Linked DNA regions of Homo sapiens: region 2 is linked to region 1. Evidence: chromatin contacts called from ENCODE Hi-C or POLR2A ChIA-PET data. All regions are on one chromosome and are shown on one strand. The core of a region is the stretch at or near the end of the contact, and the rest is flanking DNA. Distances in the headings are between cores, read along the strand shown.

Region 1 (6,526 bases), core at 2,911-5,410:
ACAAGAATGAATTTGACAATGCCTGGCCCATGACAGTGCTTAATGAATGTTTGTTATTGAATAAAGACAGGGCATTTGGAATGTAGAGCTATTAAAGACAGGCTAAGGCCACAACAGGGGCAGTATGAACAAAATTCAGGGCACACAAAAGGGGAAACATGAAAACAGAAAAGTAGTCCCAAAGAAGTGTGACATCTTTGTTTTTTTTTTTTGTATGAAAAAAATAAGGTGGGGGGCAGCCCCCACCCAGCCAGCCGCCCCGTCTGGGAGGGAGGTAGGGGGCAGTCCCTGCTCCGCCAGCCGCCCCGTCCGGGAGGGAGGTGGGGGGCAGCCCCCGCCTGGCCAGCCGCCCCGTCCGGGAGGGAGGTGGGGGGTAGCCACCGCCCGACCAGCCGCCCCGTCCGGGAGGGAGGTGGGGGGCACCCCCGCCCGGCCACTGCCCCGTCCGGGAGGTGGGGGGCACCTCTGCCCGGCCGCCCCGTCTGGGAAGTGAGGAGCCCCTCTGCCCGGCCGCCACCCCATCTGGGAGGAGTACCCAACAGCTCATTGAGAACGGGCCATGATGACGATGGGGGTTTTGTCGAATAGAAAAGGGGGAAATGTGGGGAAAAGAAAGAGAGATCAGATTGTTACTGTGTCTGTGTGGAAAGAGGTAGACATGGGAGACTCCATTTTGTTCTGTACTAAGAAAAATTCTTCTGCCTTGGGATGCTGTTAATCTATAACCTTACCCCCAACCCCCTGCTCTCTGAAACATGTGCTGTGTCCACTCAGGGTTAAATGGATTAAGGGCGGTGCAAGATGTGCTTTGTTAAACAGATGCTTGAAGGCAGCATGCTCGTTAAGAGTCATCACCACTCCCTAATCTCAAGTACCCAGGAACACAAACACTGCGGAAGAACGCAGGGACCTCTGCCTAGGAAAACCAGACACCCTTGTTCACATGTTTATCTGCTGACCTTCCCTCCACTATTGTCCTATGACCCTGCCAAATCCCCCTCTCCGAGAAACACCCAAGAATGATCAATAAATACTATAAAAAATAAAAAATAATAAAAATAAATTAAAAATAAAAAATAAAAAAAAGAAAAAATAGAGAACTTTAAAGATATTTTTAAGAATGTTGCTAGGAGGCCGGGCACGGTGGCTCACACCTGTAATCCCAACACTTTGGGAGGCAAGGCGGGCGGATCACGAGGTCAGGAGTTTGAGACCAGCCTGACCAACATGGTGAAACCCCATCTCTACTAAAAATACAAATTAGCCAGGCATGGTGGCGTGAGCCTGTAATCCCAGCTACTCAAGAGGCTGAGGCAGGAGAACAGCTTGAACCCGGGAGGTGGAGGTTGCATGGGGCTGAAATTACACCACTGCACTCCAGCCTGGGTGGCAGAGCGAGACTCCATCTCAAAAAAAAAAAAAAAGAATGTTCCTAGGCAACCATTAGGAGCACATTTTCTGTGACTATTTAAGTTTTGGAAAAAAAGAGAATAAAGAGGCCGGGCGCGGTGGCTCACGCCTGTAATCCCAGCACTTTGGGAGGCCGAGGCAGGCGGATCACGAGGTCAGGAGATTGAGACCATCCTGGCTAACACGGTGAAACCCTGTCTCTACTAAAAATACAAAAAATTAGCCAGCTGTGGTGGTGGGCGCCTGTAGTCCCAGCTACTCAGGAGGCTGAGGCAGGAGAATGGCATGAACCCGGAAGGCAGAGTTTGCAGTGAGCCGAGATTGCGCCACTGCACTCCAGCCTGGGAGACAGAGTGAGACTCCATCTCGAAAAAAAAAAAAATACTTAGATCAGAAAAAAACAAAACTTTTTTTTTTTTTGGAGACAGGGTCTCCCTCTGTTGCCCAGGCTGGAGTGCAGTGGTGCACTCTCAGCTCACTGCAACCTCCACCTTCTAGTTTCAAGCGATTCTCCCACCTCAGCATCCAAAGTAGCTGGGACTACAGGTGCCCACCACCAAGCCCGGCTAATTTTTGGTATTTTAGTCAAGACAGGGTTTCACCATATTGCCCAAGGTGGTCTCGAACTCCTGAGCTCAGGCAATCTGCCCACCTCAGCCTCCCAAAGTGCCAGGATTACAGGCGTGGGCCACCGTGCCTGGCCCAGAAAAAAAAAATTCTTAAATAATCATTATCAATACTGACAAGGATAAAGTAAGAACTCTCAGAAACTGCTAATCAGAGTGTAAACTAAGACAACTACTTTTTTTTTGGTAGAGACAAGTCCTGCTATGTTGCCCAGGGTGGTCTCAAACTCCTGGGCACAAGCTATCCTCCCTTATGCCTCCCAAAGCACTAGGATTACAGGCACAAGCCACCACATCCAGCCTGTGATTTCTTTTTATGCTTTCTTTGTGTATCTAAATTTTCTACAAGTAGCATGTGTTGCTTTTATAATAAAAGAGGAAGTATTCTTGCCACTGAGCTTAAGAAAAAGAAAAAAAAAGAGAAAAGGGATGCTAAAAAAAAATAAAGAACACATGATTTTCCTTCAAATTCCTAGTGATTGTCTCTCTCTGTCGCCCAGGCTGGAGTGCAGTGGTGGGATCTCGGCTCACTGCAACCTCCACCTCCCAGGTTCAAGCAATTCTCCTGTCTCAGCCTTCCGAGTAGCTGGGACTACAAGCACCCACCACCATGCCCGGCTAATTTTTGTATTTTTAGTAGAGACGGGGTTTCACCATGTTGGTCTGACTGGTCTCGAACTCCTGACTTCAGGTGATCCGCCCGCCTTGGCCTCCCAAAGTGTTGGGATTACAGGCGTGAGCCACCGCACCCGGCCTCTCTTAGACTTTCAAGCATCCTTTCATCTGAGTGGCTTCAAAGAGCCGGACTACTAGATCCACAGACCACGTTCCTCCTATCTCCACTCGTGGAGAAGGCCGGCATAATGATCACCATAAGCTTGGAGTCAGAGATGTGATTCCCAGATCTGCCACCCTCCTATATATTTAGTAATTACAAGAAGTTAGCTAATTTCCTTGAGCTTCGCAGTCTCCTTGAATAAAATGGAAACAAGAATGCCTTCCTTACAAGTTAGAGTAAGGCCTTTAGAGAATGAGATAATGCTTGCAAAGAGCTTAGTACAGTGCCTGGCCCAAAGCAGATGCCCAGAAACATGCGGCTATAATTGCAATGATCTTTCGGTTGCTGGGCTCCAGATTCCACTTTTCAGAACTTCAGTTTCACTATGAGGAAGGGGTGCTGCCTCCCTAATTTGGCTAGATAAGCCTTCTCCACAGGGCAAACCCCTGACTCAATTTCATGTTTGAATTCCCAGACTGCTACCGAAACCTTCCCTTCTGAAGTTCTGTTGCCTCCTGTCCACTACAGGGCTGAGCACTCACGCTCTAATCCGATCCTCGTGGTACCAGATGTCTTGGATGGGAGCTTTGGCTTTGCCATATCGCACTCGAGGCCTTTGGAAGACGGGCTCCCTCAGCGGGGGAAAGGCGTCATATACGTCAAACCACAGGGGCTTCTCCTTCAGCACCCCGGCCCGAACCAGGTCCCGAGTCCTTAGGGAGGGAACAGAACGAAACTGGGTCACTTGCAGTAGCCTGCCAAAGCCCCTGAATCAGTCTAGCACAGTTTGGGACATTAAAGGTATTATGCGGTCTGCAACACAGAACGGGGAAGGACTGCTCCCCACCTACAGAGAAGATCTGTCCACATCCCAAACCAAACTTAACAACGCTCAGGAGAGTTAAATCCCTCTATCTTCTTTTGTGCGTCCCACCCACGTTCGGTCACGGAAAAATGCAAAGAGCGGTCTTGCATGACCTGATAAGGAAGGCCCATCAGGCTCTTCCTCCCTTCCTCTTCCTAGAGACCTCCACTCGGGGAGAGGCAGCTGCAATAATCTTTAACATGACACATAAATTCAAGGAGAGGCATCCTCAGGCACAACTATTCGGAGCCAGGAGAAAACATGAGAGGGCCTCACCCAGCTCAGCCCCCGCACCCTGCAATACGCCTCGCCCTGCTCAGGTCCGCTCCAAGGAAGAGCGTGACCGGCTGAGAACCCCAGCCTGGGGGAGGCACCCTCAGCCCACCACGGCTGGGAGCACACACCGAGAGAAGATGCTCCCTACGGTTTCCAGCCGGCTGCCTGCCATGATCTGCGCCTGGTACCGAGCGTGACTAGCTGCTACCGGAACCGGAAGCGGCTGCTCCAGGTAAAGGGCGCATAAGTTGCTGGCCGAGCCAAGGATCGCTGGGCTTTCACCGCAGCCCCTGCGGGAGAGCGGCGCAGGCAGAAGCAAGTGATAGGCCGAACGGGCGCGCTCCGAGGTTACTTGCCAGGTTCAGGCAGGAGCACTCGATAGCCGAGCCAAAAGGGCAGGAGCGAGCCAAAGCCGGACAGAAGTAATAAATGACCGAGCTGTGGGAGGGATTCATCATGATGGTTGCTTTACTCTCTCTCGCCTTGTTGAGCCAACTCCTCTGAAAAGGTGGGGCCGCGCGGAGGAGAAGTAGTGGGGCAGAGCAGGGGTGAAGCGCAGCCTACAGTCCTAGGGGAGCCAACAAAGGCCGAGATTTGAGGTCACCAGCTCTAGGCCCAGGCTGAGCCTAATGTTGTTTAGAGTCACAGACTACGCAGAAGAAAACCAAGGCCGGGGAGGGGCCGTCACTTGCCCAGCGTCGTGCTAGATCTCGGGCCTCCGCCTCTGGCTGTGTAGTGCTCCCCACTAAGCCCCTCGTCCCCGGAGTGCCACCTGCATCCACGCTAACTAGGATGCTGGCTGCAACTCGTGTTTCCCGCGGCCGGTGTCGCGGGCTACCTCCTCCTTGGAACTCGAAAAGTGAAAGTGTCCGGAACAAACAGACGCCGAGAGGGAAACGAAAAAATCTGGAGAAAGTCATCTCTCAGTGTTAAACTGTAAAAAAATATAAACTGTGTGTAGCATACCCTTTGACCCAGTAATCATATTTCGGGGAAAGAACCCCTTAGAAATTAAAGCATCAATTCATGAGGATGTTTGTGCAAGGATCATCGTTGCAGCATTGTTTGTAGTGGGAAAAAAAATCCATCAGATGAGAAATAGCTGGAAAATTATTGTTCATACTTTCTTTGGAACCCTATGCAGCTATTAAAATGAATGAGCTAGATCCACATGTATTTACCAAGGTTAAGGTACATGACTTATGTTTAAATGAAAAACGAAGTTGCAAAGAAACATGTTTAGTGGAATCTCAACGTGTTAGAAAAAAAAAAGGAAAAAGAAACACCTCTATATATGTTTGTGTTTGAGGATAGAAATTCTGCAGAAGGACACCCAAGGCTGTGAACATTGGATATCTCGGAGTGAAACTGCAGGCAGGCAAGGGAGAATTTTTTCTTCCTTTACACATGCTTCAGAGTTTGACTTGTAAAGAGATTGTATTCATATTTGAACTTTTAATCCAATGAATGTTTTGAATCACACACAATGTCTCCTGGGAGCCTAGTCAAGTCATCCTAGAGTCCTCCCACTCTGAGGCTGGTGAAGGGGAGGACGGGACTGTTTGATGAGTAGTTACTGCTTGTGTGTGTTATCTTACTGAATCCACATACCTTCCCATAAGGTAGCTATTAACATCCTCATTATAGATGAGAAAGCAAGGCCTCAGGAAGTTACATAACTTGTCTGATAAGCAACTGATAGAGCCAGCCTTGGGGGGGTGGGGCAGCCAGGGCCCTTTCCAGTGCCTCACAATGCCGCCTAAGCTATGCCTAAAGCTCGAGGCTGGTAGGCTCAAGAGTCCAGCAGAACGCCGCTCCCCACCCGCCCCCCCCACAACACACACACACACACACACACACACACACACACACACGCACGCCAGGGATCCAGTGATTTGAGGCCCAGGGCTAACCTGAGGTGGATTTCACTGCTGCCTCCAGACCCTCTGGAACAGAGAAGAGAGAGCACAGCTCTGGCCCCAGGCCAGGTGTAAAGGCTCTAGTATCCCAGCCCTCAGGAGGTCTAAAAGACCTTGCTCTGGGGAGAGTAAACATGCTCCCAGCTAAATATAGTCTTCCCAGGCCTCATAACAACTTTCTAATTCTGTCCCAGCCAGCAAGCACTATCTGCCAGCCCAGATTACAGGCACACTTCTCTTCTCCCACCAGGAACTGCTACTGTAGGTTAGTGCAGTCACTGCAGCTAAAGAGTTAAAGGGTTTATTCCAAGATCAAGGAGGGGAACCAAAGACGCAAACCCTCAATAGGGGAAGAACTGCAAGGCAGAAATGTTCTCGCTAATCTTGGGGTGGTCCCTTCCTCTTCCAAGCCTTTGAAGTTTCCCTTTCCAGCCTGCTTCTGTGACTGAGAGCAGAATATTGGTGGGCAGACTTGGGGGTACTTTGGGGATAACAGCCTTCTGAGGCTACACAAGAAGTACACACCCAAGAAACATTCATTCATAATACAGGAGCAAGCTGTCGGGCAGCAGGGGGCAGGCAGAATGGACATTTGAGGCTGTCTTCTTGAGTGGGGACCACAGCCGCCCAAGGCTGTGAGGGCCTGGGGCAC
Region 2 (7,052 bases), core at 3,540-6,039, 640 kb after region 1:
CTTGAGAGCATGGTATCCCCAGGTAAAAGATTATCCACTTCTCAGATCTGTTACTTAGTTTAGGATATTTTAACAAATATCGTATAAAATAAACTGCTCCTAAAAACAAAATAACAAAAGCGCACAAAGGAAAAACATGCAATCTGTTTCTTATCAAGTATACTCTTGGAAGGTGAACAGTGCAATTGGTTCAGTGGCTCTAAATAAAAGAACTAGGTCCTAAAACAGAGGATTCTATTATAGAGAGAGAAGTATTCAACCCATACACTGAAATAGAACATAGAAAAAATGGAGACTAAGCAGTAGCAGTGTAGTCAGGCACATAACCAAGGCAAGATTCGAGAAGAAGAAAAATGAGATGAGGAAAAGTAGAAGAGCCAAGGACTTAGAACATGGAATGAGAACAAAACAAAGTTGTATTCTTGAATAACTTTGCTAAATTATTCAAGTTCTAATATTCTTGAACTTAAAGCAGAATTACATTCCACCTGAACCAGTAACACAATTCCCTAGTGAACCAAACCTATGGTATAGACAGTCCACACCTGACATACCTTCTGCACATACCAACAGGTAGAATGGTAAGGAAAAAAAAAAAAAACACCAAACAGGAAAGGCATGAAAACAATAACTTAGTTATATATGGATTGACATATAATCTATACTGAAAAACCATGAATTTATGTTTTTCAACAAACAGTAATCTTTAAATGCTGACCAACTGAAGTATAAGTGAATAAAATCAGATGCCAGATGGCCCTGAATTTCTTCAATTAAAATGGACTCTATCCTTAAAATACAACTGAGTTTAAGATAGTTGAGGGTAAAAGGTCAGAGAAGAGAAAAGAGCAAGTGTTGGTTTTTATGTGTGTGTGTATGCATGGATGTTTCTTTGTTTGAAGTGGTTATCCCATTTCTCCCAAAAACATATTTTCTAGTCTTTTCTCCTTATACCCACCAGACATGCAACCTGAAAAAAAAAAAATCCATGTCAGAGATTCTGCCAAATGTATGCCATGGTATTGTCTCCATTGCCTTGCCCCCTATCATTCCCTACCAAAATCAATGGCCATCACATGGAAGTGGCCTAATATTCCTTTAGGACATTCTTATGCCACTGCTGCTTTTTCAACTTACTGTTGGAACTTTAACCTAATCCCTTATCTTCTAAACTCCACAGTGGTCACATAACCTAGTTCCTTATCTTCTAAATTCCAAATGAACCAAGTACTGTTGTCATTCATAACCCTGGGCGAAGGTTAAGTTGAACATAGTGTTATTTTATTTGTACATTTAAACTTTTCCATTAACTCAAAAATAACCCAGATTTTTTTTTTTTTTTTTTTTTTTTTTTGAGACAGCGTCTCACTCTGTCGCCCAGGCTGGAGTGCAATGGTGTGATCTCGGCTCACTGCAACCTCCACCTCCCAGGTTCAAGTGATGCTCCTGCCTCAGCCTCCCGAGTAGCTGGGACTACAGGCACCCGCCACCACGCCCAGCTAATTTTTATATTTTTAATAGAGACAGGGTTTCACCATGTTGGCCAGGATGGTCTCGATCTCTTGACCTTGTGATCCGCCTGCCTGGGCCTCCCAAAGTGCTGGGATTACAGGCGTGAGCCACCACGCCCGGCCCCAGATTTCTTTATAGTAAATCCATGTTAACATGCTGAAAATGTTTTTATTTACTCTCCTAGCTGAAGGTGAAGAATGAATGAATGATTACACCCTGTTGGTTTCTTGGTATACTGCTTCATATCATGGACTCTTTAAACAGAGAAATGGAATATTGCCACCCTTGCCTTCCTGGAAGAGGGGGAAGAGCATCAAAAATCAAGTCTACAGGCCTGGCGCAGTGGTGGCTCACGCCTGTAATCCCAGCACTTCCAGAGGCCAAGGTGGGCAGATCACTTGAGCCCAGGAGTTCCAGACCAGCCTGGGCAACAGAGTGAAACCCTGTATCCACCAAAAATACAAAAAATTAGCTGGGTGTGGTGGCCACGCCTGTAGTCCCAGCTACTCGGGAGGCTGAGGTGGGAGGATCCCTTGAGCCCGGGAGGTGGAGGTTGCAGTGAGCCAAGATCTTGCCACTGCACTCCAGCCTGGGGGACAGAGTGAAACCCTATCTCAAAAAAAAAAAAAAAAAATCAAGTCTATAAAATAATTTGGCCATGTGAAGTGGCTCACACCTGTAATCCCAGCACATTGGGAGGCCAAGATGGGCGGATCACCTGAGGTCAGGAGTTCAAAACCAGCCTGGCCAACATGGTGAAACCCCATCTCTACTAACAATACAAAAATTAGCGAGGTGTGGTGGCAGGCACCTGTAAAATCCTAGCTACTCTGGAGGCTGAGGCAGAAGAATCACTTGAACCCGGGAGGCAGAGGTTGCAGTGAGCGGAGATCTTGCCATTGCACGCCAGCCTGGGCAACACAGTGAGACTTAATCTCAAAAAGTAAAATAGGCAGGGCGCAGTGGCTCAGGCCTGTAATCCCAGCACTTTGGGAGGCCAAGGCTGGCGGATCACCTGAGGTCAGGAGTTCGAGACCAGCCTGGCCAACCTGGTGAAACCTCGTCTCTACTAAAAAATATAAAAATTAGCCGGGCATGGTGGCACGCGCCTGTATTCCCAGCTACTCAGGAGGCTAAGGAATGAGAATTGCTTGAACCCGAGAGGCGGAGGTTGTGGTGAGCCGAGATCGCGCCATTGCACTCCAGCCTGGGTGACAAGAGCGAAACTCCGTCTCAAAAAAATAAACAAATAATAAAAAATAAATAATCCACTATCACAGAGGGTTTCTTAACTTTTACTAAATACAGATGTATACCAAAAAGTTTTTTCAATACTGAAAGATTGTAGCCAATAGTGAAAACTCCAAAGGCTGTAAATGTGAGCTTTCTAAAATTCTTTTTTAACTAAAACTTGACAGCTGTAAAGAAAACCATCTTTGCCTTATGTTTGTCTAATCATACCCCTTTAAGGAAGCATCAAGCTCTAATTTGCTTCAATGAAAGAAATGTGTAGCCAATTCATTCTACATAGGAACTATATCTTGTAAGCCACGATGTATCGTTGTATTTTTGCTCTTAAGGTATATAAACAACGTCTACCATTCTACACATTAACCAGAACCTTAAATCTGATGATTGTCGTAGCACTTCTAAGATTTCTTAGATGTGCCAATAGGTGGAAGGTGGCAGCCCTCTTCAAGGACAAATTTCCACTGCAGGCACCTTTTCCAAAACTTTCCCTTGCCTGCTATTGTAATGTTCTAAGTTCTCTCTTTTTTTTTTTTTTTTTTTTTTTGAGACCGAGTCTCGCTCTGTTGCTCAGACTGGAGTGCAGTGGCACTATCTCGGCTTACTGCAACCTCTGCCTCCTGGGTTCAAGCGATTCTCCTGCCTCAGTCTCCTAAGTAGCTGGGATTACAGGCGTGCACCACCATGCCTGGCTAATTTTTGTATTTTTAGTAGAGACGAGGTTTCACCCTGTTGGTTAGGCCGGTCTCAAACTCCTAACCTCGTGATGCACCCGCCTCGGCCTCCCAAAGTGCTGGGATTACAGGCGTGAGCCACCACGCCCAACCGTAATGTTCTAAATTCTCTTGACTACGATTTTGTTCCATCCCGCCTTAACCCGTAGGGTGACTCCACTCTGCTTCCCACGGGAGCAAAGGAGCCCCTTTTGTTTCTTCCAGACCCAATGTTTCAACGAAGGACTACTGAGTCCACATGTTTACAGTGGACAGTGTGGGTCTCAGGAAGGTAAACGGAGGCTTACAACCAGGTAAACTCCTGGGGTTCAAACCGGGGACGAGTAGAAGGGAGCCTAAGAGGCGGAGGTCCCTTTTGCTGCCAGTGGGCTCAGAAGGGGCCGAATGCTTACGGACCCTCCAGGGGAGGGCCGGTGGCCACCGTGCTGGTGCCGCTGAGAACGGCGGCGGTGGCGGGACCGCCAGTCTCGGGAAGCACAGCGGCCAATGGGTCCCCGGCGCCTTTCCGACGCCCATAGCGTGAGGACGTGCGAAAATGCGCCCTCCAGCGGCGGTTGCTCCCCGCCGCCCATGTGCCCACTGTGGGCGAGGGCACGGGCAGTCCGGACTCACCGTGCGGCTCGGGCCGGGGCCCCGCGGGCGGCGGCGGCTGCTGGTGCTGCAGTGGCGCGGTGGCGGCGGAGGCCGAGGTGATGAGCAGCCGCTGGAAGCGGTTGGGCGGGCGGCAGGGCACCTCCAGGCCGGCCGCCAGCTTGGCCTTGTTGGCGCTGGTGAGGCGCTTGAGGTGCACGAGCAGCTGTGGCTGGTCGCGGCGGAAGTGCGGGTTGTGGAAGTGATGGAGCGGCCCATTGCCTGCCGGTTTGCCGCCCCCCGGCCCGCCCAGCACCACCTTGCGGAAGCCGTAGAGGTTGAGCTGGCGGATGAAGCTGGTGAAGCTGGTGGTTTTGAAGAGCTCGGGCTCGGCCCCGGCCCCCGCAGTCCCGCCACCGCCCCCCGGCCCGGGCGGGCTGAGCAGCTCGGCCTCGAAGAGCGGCTGATCGATAAGCAGCCCCTCGCCGCGGCCGTCCCAGCGGATGGAGCGGTAGCGCGGGCTGTTCACCAGGCGCCACAGCTTGGCGGGGAAGTTGTTGGGGTTGATGGGGGTGGAGAGCAGCGCCTCCATCGCCCCGCCGGGCCGGGGCCTCGCCCCCCGAGCCTAGCTCTCCCACACCGTTCTCGATCCCTCCCCGGCCTTCGCCTCGCCCTGCCCGCTCCTGCCGGCGCCCATCCGCCGCGTACCAGGGACCGTTGGCGCACGAGGCCCCGCGGCGCCTCCCAGCGCGGCCAATGGGGCCTCGAGTTCCCGCCACGCGGCGTGGGCACCTCCCCCTCGGCGGCCGCGTGCCCCAGCTCGGCCCGCCGGACGCCTGCGGGACCCGGGCAGGAGCCCCTTCCCCAGGCGTTCCCAGACTTCAGGCCGGGAAGGCTGTCTGCCGGGGTGTTCTAAGTCCTGACAAGAGAGAAGCCCAGTTATCCACCGTGGAATACCAAGAGGCGTGTGTTTCGGCCCAGCCAACTAGTGGAGACTTGGAATGCAGAGAAAGTGTGCGTTAGGCAGCAGAGTTGGTCGTTCTGGGGACCAAAGGGTCTGGTCTGTAATCTTTGCTAACAGTGGAACTGCTTACCTCTCAAACAAAAATGATGCTACTGGAGGTATAATATCTTGAGTAAACGAACTCACCTTTTAGATAGTAGCCCTTTGTATCTTTTAAGATACACTCTTTTAAGTCAGTATTTGTTCAAGACAATTTACTCAAGGTTAGATGAAAACTGAGGTCCCTAGGAGGAGGGAATCACAAGAATCTAAGTACTATCTTGTGTGCCTGCCCAACTAGCTGGTGGCATTTTAGACATTAAAGAGAAATAAAGATGGGACAGAATTCTACGGTATCCATAAGAATCGATCCCTAGCCAATCAATAAATAAGAATGTAACAAGAGCTGTGCTGATTCAAAAAGAGAGGTTCATTTGAAAACGGAAATTGGCCGGGCGCAGTGGCTCATGTCTGTAATCCTAACACTTCGGGAGGCCGAGCTGGGTGGACTGCTTGAACCCAGGAGTTCGAGACCAGCCTGGCCAACATGGTCAAACCCTGTCTCTACTAAAAATACAAAAATTAGCCAGCGTGGTAGCATACCTGTAGTCCCAACTGTTCAGGAGGCTGAGGCAGGAGAATCGCTTGAACCCAGAAGGCGGAGGTTGCAGTGAGCCGAGATCGCACCACTGCACTCCAGCCTGGGGAACAGAGGGAGACTCCATCTCAAAATAAATAAATTGGAAATTGCTGGGAGAAAGGGGTACAATGTTCTACTCTTCTCATGGTCAAAGAATAAGTGAATATTAAGTTTTTTTAGAAATGAAAATAAAACGACCCAACAAAGCAGCACTAATATAGAGATTTTATTTAAACTGTATTGAATTTTTACAGCACATTGCATGTTTGTCACAACGCAACTGCACAGTTTGGATTTTTGGCCACATCATGTCACTTACACCCACAACAGCTCTGAAAGGAGTATTTGATGAACACATCTGAGCCAAGAGCCCAGAGTCTCTCTCCAAGGCCATGCAGTTTGTTCACTGATGGGACAGTCCCTCAAAACAGCCACGCTAAGTAGACAGATACAGTCTCCCCAAATGTTACCAATCTTACTCCCCTTGAAAACAGGCAGAGTGAAGTGCAATGAAAGACAAGTTAATTAAAAAGCCACTCACAACTGGCAGTAAATTTTAATGATTGATAAAATGCTTAAAATAATTTTATGTATCAGAAACAAGGAACAGCTTGTTACTTTTTCAATGATCTCAGGAATTTTGCAGACACAAAATCTCCATTATTCAGCTCCATTTAAATGAAAAAAAAAGTTCCGCTAGGCTGACCTAAATATGCCAAAACTTTTTAGGTTACATCTATGGCAAGTACAAAAGAACCACAGATGCGTCTCTGTAGGACTGAAAAGGTCAGGACAAATAATGATTCTTGTTCTAAATGCAGATCCTAGTTATTTTGGAATGAAATGCTGTTTTCTAGAAAGCAACATGAAAGTAGCAGTAAGAAAGATGACTACCATCATTTCAAAACAGGATAAGCCTAAATATAATTTACCATTTATATGTCAACAAATTAAGGAAAACTGTATAAAGTCCTAGTGGTTTCATTATAGGCCAAGGAGACTGTATCTGTCCCACCCACAGTACATGGCTATATCACTGTATCTTTTGGTTAAGTGCCACTGGTACATATTAAGATGAAAAAAAACAAAAACAAAAACAAAAAAACAAAATAAAATTTTTTAAAAACCAACAACGTTTGGTCCAAATGGACACATGTTCTTTCCCAATTTTGGTATCAAGGCTTTATTCTCTTCTGTTTGGGTTCCATTGTTAAGTGCACAGAAATAGACAGCAGCATTTGTACTGAAACCCTCACATACCAAACAGCATATGCTAGGAGGTAAAAACCAAACGCTAAATTCTACCCTCAAGGTGTCAAGTGTTCAGGATAAGAAGCAATGTGAC

Evidence for each region. Hi-C counts contacts between places; a loop is a spot of excess contacts on that map. ChIA-PET counts read pairs that join two places held with the same protein, here RNA polymerase II (POLR2A). Pooled maps may share reads with other maps.
Region 2: a pooled map shows a loop between it and region 1 (3-fold over the local background). The contact joins the promoter of HSF5 here to the promoter of MRPS23 in region 1. A Hi-C loop is called at or near these places in 1 of 50 pooled maps. POLR2A ChIA-PET finds 5 or more read pairs at or near these places in 2 of 52 experiments (CD8-positive, alpha-beta T cell and GM12878).

What each region holds. Positions count from the first base shown.
Region 1 is chr17:57,845,884-57,852,409 of GRCh38, forward strand. It overlaps MRPS23 (mitochondrial ribosomal protein S23), which reads right to left and starts at 4,161. Exons shown (of 5, transcript NM_016070.4): 1 at 4,084-4,161; 2 at 3,357-3,527. The coding sequence starts at 4,127. RefSeq lists enhancers at 349-956, 4,142-4,471, 4,147-4,656.
Region 2 is chr17:58,483,619-58,490,670 of GRCh38, forward strand. It overlaps HSF5 (heat shock transcription factor 5), which reads right to left and starts at 4,790. Exons shown (of 6, transcript NM_001080439.3): 1 at 4,107-4,790. The coding sequence starts at 4,656. It overlaps MTMR4 (myotubularin related protein 4), which reads right to left. Exons shown (of 18, transcript NM_001378067.1): 18 at 5,919-7,052. RefSeq lists silencers at 4,072-4,191, 4,452-4,501.